2 separate regions of the Homo sapiens genome follow, and region 2 is linked to region 1. Evidence: chromatin contacts called from ENCODE Hi-C or POLR2A ChIA-PET data. All regions are on one chromosome and are shown on one strand. Each heading gives the region's core, a stretch centred on a gene start or an enhancer-like site at or near the end of the contact. The rest is flanking DNA. Distances are from core to core; before and after follow the strand shown.

Region 1 (3,349 bases), core at 554-3,053:
CCTGGGCGACAGAGCGAGACTCGGTCTCAAAAAAAAAAAAAAAAAAAGGGCAGGGGTGAGGGAGGTGCTAATAAAACTAATGATAGTCACATGACCCAGTGCTAATAAAACTAATGATAGTCACATGACCCAGGATCAGATGCCCTCACTCCCAGCCCAGCAGGACCTACAGAGAGCCCACCAGCCAGGCCAGCTCAACTCTCCAGCCCCACCCTGAGGGCTTCCCAGAAGCCACTGGCAATATCGATCCCAGAGAGGAAACACCACCCTGAAGGCAAGACAGTGTTGGTCAGGCATGAGGCTGGGCAAGGCGTGTCAGCCACTTTCCTGTATTATTCATGTCGGCTCTGCCAGCAGAAATCTTCTAAATATTTAACATGCCACCTCAAGGTGCAGCGCAAACACCCCGCAGTCAGGAACAGCTGTGGAGAGGCCTTCACGGAATGACTTGGGGGCTGAGAGGCACAGACACTGGCTTTGGGAGGAAAGCCCTGAATGGTGGCGGGAGACAATGCTGAGATCCACTTCGGAAGGGAAAATCAGTAAAGAAGGGAAGGGAGATGGGTGGTGTTTCAAAACGTGGGGAGTGATGGTGCACAATCACTGGGGTCCAGAGCCCCGTGTTCTCAGACAAAGAAAAAGCCCGAGGTGCCTGCCACCCTCCTCCCCGCCTTAGACTCCCCACACCCATTTCAGCCCCTGCTAGCTACAGCAGGTGGCAAATCTGTTCTGACTCAGGCCAGGATGGTTAGGGAAGAACAGGGACTTGGAACAGCCACGTCTATCTCCAAAGGAGAATAAATCCACCGGGGAAGCTCTTCAAACGCCTACAGGTCCTGGGGCTTGAAGGAGAAAATCGGCCCCCACGCCCACCCCCAATGACTTCACACAGACCTCACCCTAGATGACTCTGCGCTCTCCTGCAAGGCCTGGGAGGTGTCATCGCCACCATGCGGGTGGCTGTCACTTGAAAATTTCCCGTGCATTCCTGGAGGTACCTGCCCCTGTCTCTCAATCCCCTGCAAAAGGAGTCGGAGCCGGGGGCTCCAGGCGTTTACTCCAAGATTCACATGCGTCTTCCCATGTCCCAGCTGCCTTTGCCGCTGTCGATGCAGACACCTAAAAAGGAGGATTTTTCCAACCCCACTGGGAGCCCCGCCTCTGCCTCTCCACCCGTTCCGCGCTGACCCTCCAGGCAGCGCCCCTGGTTCGTCTGCGCTGTCCTTTCCACCTGACAAAAGCTGGGGCGGCGGGGCGCGGCGCCGGGCGACCTCACATTTCTGCCAAAGGAGAGAGACGCGTGTCCGCGGTGCGCCCATTCGGGGCCTCTGCAAATCGACCGAGCTGAGGAACAAAGCGGCCAGCGCGCGGCGAGACGCAGCCCCCACGGAACCCCCGAGCGCCCCAGCCCTCGCCGTCCCGGCCCAGCCCCCCGCAAGCGGCCGCCGGCGCCGGCTGCCTCCTGGGCAGCAGCCGCGTCCTGCGCCGCCCGTCCGCCCGCAGGCGTCCTCGGCGGCTACTGTACCTGCTAAATTTAGCTGCGCCGGGTATTAATAGCCCGAGCCACTGGGACCGGGCGCTGTAGGGGCGCGCGCAGCCCGGGGCCGGGGGCGGGGAGGGAGGGGACGGAGGGGCGCGGGGGAGAAGGCCACTTACACCACCAGCCTGGAGATGATCCATGACACCATGGCGGGCAGGCGGGCGGGCGAGGCCCGGGCGGCGCGGCTCGGCTAGGCTGCGGGCGGCGCGGGCTGCTGCGGCGTTCCCGGAACGTCAGTCAGCTCACGGCAGCCGCCGCCAGACTGAGCGCGCCCGCCGCCCTGCCCGGCGTTCGCGCGTTGGCGCAGCCGCGGCACGTTCTGGCGGCGGCGGCGGCGGCCCCAGCCCCCCGGGGCTCGGCGGGCCCGCAGCGATTGGGCGGTGAGCTGGTCAGGGCACCCGCGGGCCCGCCCCGTCCCGCTCGCCCTGGCCCCCGGCTGAAGGCGGGCGCGTCCTGCGCGCTCCCCGGGGCACCGGCCCCGCCAAAGGAACCCTGCAGCGGCCCCGTTTGCAGGGCAGGGACCCGGGTGCTGCCCCACCCTCAGCGTTCCAGCGGAGAAACTGAAGTCCGAACCTGAACCTCGGGAATCTGTCTGCACCTGTCTAGGTGGGATGCTGTCATCCCTCATTCAGCTAGTGCGTTAGCCTCATAAAGGGTTTACCTGGATCCAGACCTAACCTCTTCAGTCTGTCCGTTGCTCAGCACTTTCTGCATAAGAAACAAACCTGGGCGCTTGCCTCCCTACTTAAAATTCTACAGAGTCCCTATATGATCGTGGTACCTGCCTAGAACCGTGTTGCCAAGACCATTCCCCCAAATAGTCCTCTAGCTCTTTTCCCTCCAGGCATCTTGGACTCAAATATTTGCTGTTTCTTCTTCCCTGTCAGTACACGCCACGCCTCATCGTCCTGCCTTGGTTTGATTCAGCTCCTTCTTCTAGGCTGGGCTGAAGGGCTACTTCTTCCTAGGGAAGGCCTTTCCTTGGGGGCTGCTCCGGGCCCTAGGAGGAGACTAGAAGCTGCGACTGCTTAGCACCAGTGCCCCGCTGAGCCACGTTGAACTCTTAGGCAAAAGGGAACTTGTGCACCCTATATAAACGTTTTTATGTATTTTTTAAAATACCGTATTAAATATTATGGTGGTTTTTTTTGTTGTTGTTGTTTTTTTATGAGACAGAGTCTCGCTCTGGGGTGCAGTGGCGCGATCTCGGCTCACTGCAAGCTCCGCCTCCCGGGTTCAAGCGATTCTTCTGCCTCAGCCTCATGAGTAGCTGAGATTACAGGAGTGCGCCACCACGCCCAGCTAATTTTTGTATTTTTAGTAGAGACGGGGTTTCACCATGTTGTCCAGGCTGGTCTCAAACTCCTGACCTCGTGATCCGCCCGCCTTGGCCTCCCAAAGTGCTGGGATTACAGGAGTGAGCCACCTATTATGTATTTTAGTTGCTGAATTTTATGGCACCTCTTAAATGTTGCACCCTCACTGAGCGCCTCACTCTGCTCACCCTAGTCCCGGCCGCAGATAGTACATTATTCTGTTACACTGGAAACGCTTTGTCCTCTACTCCTAGGCTCTGCTGCTGCTTTTCCCACCCTCCAATAGCTTAGGTTCTGCGTGGTGCTCCCAGCGCCCTGTCCTTTGCTGATGATGGTGTCATGTATAATTCAGTGTCAGATGTGAGAAGCGCAGGAGACAGCTTAGTACTCTCAGATGTAGCAGAATCTGTGCGTGCGTGTGCCTGATATAGTCAGAAGAAAGACTTCACGGACAACAAAGGGACTGCAGATGAGACATGCTCTCATATCTCAG
Region 2 (3,349 bases), core at 386-2,885, 87 kb before region 1:
TCTACCTCCCGGGCTCAAGCGATGATCCTCCTGCCTCTGCCTCCCAGGTAGCTGGGACTATAGGCACATGCCACCATGCCTGGCTAATTTTTAATTTTTTGTAGAGACAGGGTCTCACTATGTTACCCAAGCTGGTCTCTAACTCCTGAGCTCAAGCAGTTCTCCCACCTCGGCCTCCCAAAGTGCTGGGATTATAGGTGTGAGCCACCATGACTGGCCAAACAGGCCTAGTTTAGACCTGTTGTTTCAGAGTAATTATTATAAGCATGCTTTACATTCTCAAATGTGTCCTGGTTTGAACAATAAATTATATAGTCACCCCAGCTATGGGTGACTTTGCAGCGTGTCTTTTTTTCAGACAGTTGCTCTAATTATTCCCCTTGGGTAATCAACAAGATTGATAAGGGCTCAGCCAGGTGCGAGGCACTGTGCTAGGCTCTTGGGAGCACTACAAAAGAGGTGGGATGCCTGTAATCCCAGCACTTTGGGAGGCTGAGGCGGGCGGATCACCTGAGGTCAGGAGTTCAAGACTAGCCTGGCCAACATGGCAAAACCCAGTCTCTACTAAAAATATAAAAATTAGACAGGCATGGTGGCAGGCGCCTATAATCCCAGCTACTCAGGAGGCTGAGGCAGGGAGAATTGCTTGAACCCGGGAGGCAGAGGTTGCAGTGAGCTGAGATTGTACCACTATACTCCAGCCTAGGCGACAGAGCAAGACTACATCTCAAAAAAAAAAAAAGTGGGAGAATTTGTAGTCCCATCATAGTATTTCTCAACTGGCAGTAAATTTTGGAGAAATAAACACCGGCCTCCCCCTCCCCGCTGCCCGGTTCCCACACACACGCCACTGCTTTCCTCATTCTCAAGGTTAAGGCTTCCAAGGAGGTGAATCTGCATTCCAGGAATGTTACTGAAATTAACTGCTTTAACCCTCATCACCTGTGCCCCCTATGGTTCTGTATGGGGTCTCAGGCAGTGACTTGTACAGAGCTGGCTGTTTAAAAATCATCTGGGGAACTTGTTAAAAATAGAGATTCATGGGCCCACTGCCTGAGATTCTGATTCAGCACATCTGAGAATCTATTAAAAAAAAAATAAAAAGCAAAGCTCTCCAGGTGGCTTGGGCATGCAAGCCAGATTTGGACCCACTGGTGAGTCATCATCCTTTGACCAAGGCCTGAAGTGATCCACTGTTGCTATGGAAACCACTGATGTACACCTCAGCTAGATTGGATTTTTGGATTTTACTTCTTCTTTTATTTTTTTTTTAAGTACACATCTGTTTCAAAAATAGAGGGCATTATTTTTAGAAGAGAATATGTGTTTTCTCTCTCCAGATATTTATATTTAGAGAGAAAAAGCAAAGCCCCACAAGGCAGAAAATTTTCTCATCTGAAACCAAATTCAACAGAAAGCAGATGTCCCTCACTACGTTAGTCCAGCTGGAAAGAACTAATGAGCAGTTATTTCCTGAGGCAACTTTCAGACTGTCTGGCGCTTCTTTTAGGTTTCAGCTGCTATAAGGTGCCTGGATGGAGAAGACGGGCTCACGGGCTTCCCGGGTGGTTAGGGGACAGGCAGTGACTGGCCAGGATGATAGGAAGACTCTGGAGGCTCCATCTTGAGGCAGACCCAGAAAAGGATGGCCTGCAGAAGTTATTGTCAGAATGAAATCTACATGCACGCAGCTGTGCCACCAGGTGACGCACACTGAACCACCCTGACAGATATAGCACGTTTATACTCCAGGAATGAATGGAGGAAAGAGCAGCAGCCTGTTTTCCTCAGGCTTCAGAGGCAGAACAGATGGGGTAGAGAGAGGCTGAGACAGGGTTTCCGTAGCTTTACGTTGCCAGGTTGGCCTGATGAATTCAGAATTTAGCAATTCTGAGTTCTCTTTTGTTTCAGCTTAAAGATTAAAGCATAAAATGGTTGCATCTCAAATAGAAGGTTCTTGGAATTTATTGCTGTTCATAAATCCTGATTGATCTTGGGAAACCAAAGCAGAATTTCCCTTCCAAAGATACTCACTGGGATCCCTCATTTTGCCAGCAGCTATTATAGTAAAGGGGCAGAGACCCCCTGGACCCCCAACCCCGAGATCTGCCACATGGAGTGGCGGGATACCTAGCTACAATTCTGTGTTATAGATGGAGCTGGTCTTGTCTGAAAGAGGAATCATTCATTTTTGGTTCCCCTTCCCTCTTGTCCAGGCTTTGTCTGCAGAATTCCTTGGCTTCCTGAAAGGTACTTTTCAAGCAACTACCCGGCCCAGTGTGCTGAGTCTCTTCCAGAAATGATCCTAATGTGCTTCTCTTTGGTTCAGGGCAAGGAAAACCCAGCTCAGTCTCTTGAAACTGGCTCTCAGCACCCTCCATCCTGCCATCCGCACAATGTTCATAGAGCACCAAGATCTGTACTAATCATCTTCTTGCAAACCTTTTAAGCCCCATCGCCTCCTTCCCCAAAACCCTCACATCACCACAAGGGACAAACTTCCTTATGCTAATACAACTCACCTCCCAACCACTGTGTCTTTCCAATCATCAGCATAACTGCCTTCCCTCCACCACCAGCCGAATGTAGGTCCCTACTCCACACATGGTTGTTGGGGAAGGGCTTGTCCCTGGGGAACACTAGGATGATCTGCTGATTTCACATGAGAGGAAATATCTGACCAATTTAACTTTTCAGATCTACGTAAATAATGACAAATTGACGACAACAAGAGGGTGATATGAGAAGATGCTAGGAAGAAACACAGTTTTGAAAAGGGCTGGAGAGAATAGAGAAAGAAGTAATGCTCACACCACAACATCCCACAGACTGGTGTTTATTTCAAACCTCCTCCACTTCAGTTGTTATGGCTTGGCACATTACTGACCTCCATGTCTGGACCACTCAACTTATTCTAGGACCTGGGTTCCTTCCCCTGGATCTGCTGGGCCACATGATCGTGAGTGAGTCCACCCGCTTGCTCAGGTAGTCTCTCCACCTGTCCACTGCATTTAGGCGACTCTCCCAGTGCACCCTAGGAAACTGCAGAGAAGCACTCTCTCCCTCTCTCCCCTGCCCTCTTCTGTTTCTCCCAGGCCTAAGTGCCAAGTAAGTTAGAAATTCTATTATTTTCTTGTTTCCAGTGGGGTTGGATAAGTTAGAAATTCTTAACCTGGGACGCACAGATGAGCTTCAGGGGCTCTGGGAACCTCTTGATATTGCAAGTATGTGGGCATGTGTGTTGGGGGGTGAGAATTTTCTGGGGCAAGATTCAGCATTTTTTTCCATCAGATTTTCAAAAGGACCCCTAAAAGATGAAAAACCACTGATTGGTCCTTAGCCTGTTCTG

The links. Hi-C counts contacts between places; a loop is a spot of excess contacts on that map. ChIA-PET counts read pairs that join two places held with the same protein, here RNA polymerase II (POLR2A). Pooled maps may share reads with other maps.
Region 2: a loop to region 1 is called in a map of tibial artery, with 7 times the contacts of the local background. The contact joins the enhancer-like site here to the promoter of REEP1 in region 1. A Hi-C loop is called at or near these places in 4 of 168 maps with a recorded cell type or tissue (IMR-90, ascending aorta, psoas muscle and 1 more) and 7 of 50 pooled maps. POLR2A ChIA-PET finds 5 or more read pairs at or near these places in 2 of 52 experiments (AG04450 and MCF 10A).

The regions. Positions count from the first base shown.
Region 1 is chr2:86,335,823-86,339,171 of GRCh38, forward strand. REEP1 (receptor accessory protein 1) reads right to left here and starts at 1,804. Exons shown (of 9, transcript NM_001371279.1): 1 at 1,657-1,804. The coding sequence starts at 1,688.
Region 2 is chr2:86,248,531-86,251,879 of GRCh38, forward strand. All of the region lies in intron 5 of REEP1 (receptor accessory protein 1), which reads right to left. Among named protein-coding and RNA genes, the nearest start is that of MRPL35, 51 kb to the left of the region's middle. RefSeq lists a silencer at 1,429-1,478. Within about 2 kb of position 1,636, at least 7 of the 41 ENCODE cell types and tissues checked have a DNase peak (open chromatin) inside an H3K27ac peak, as active enhancers do.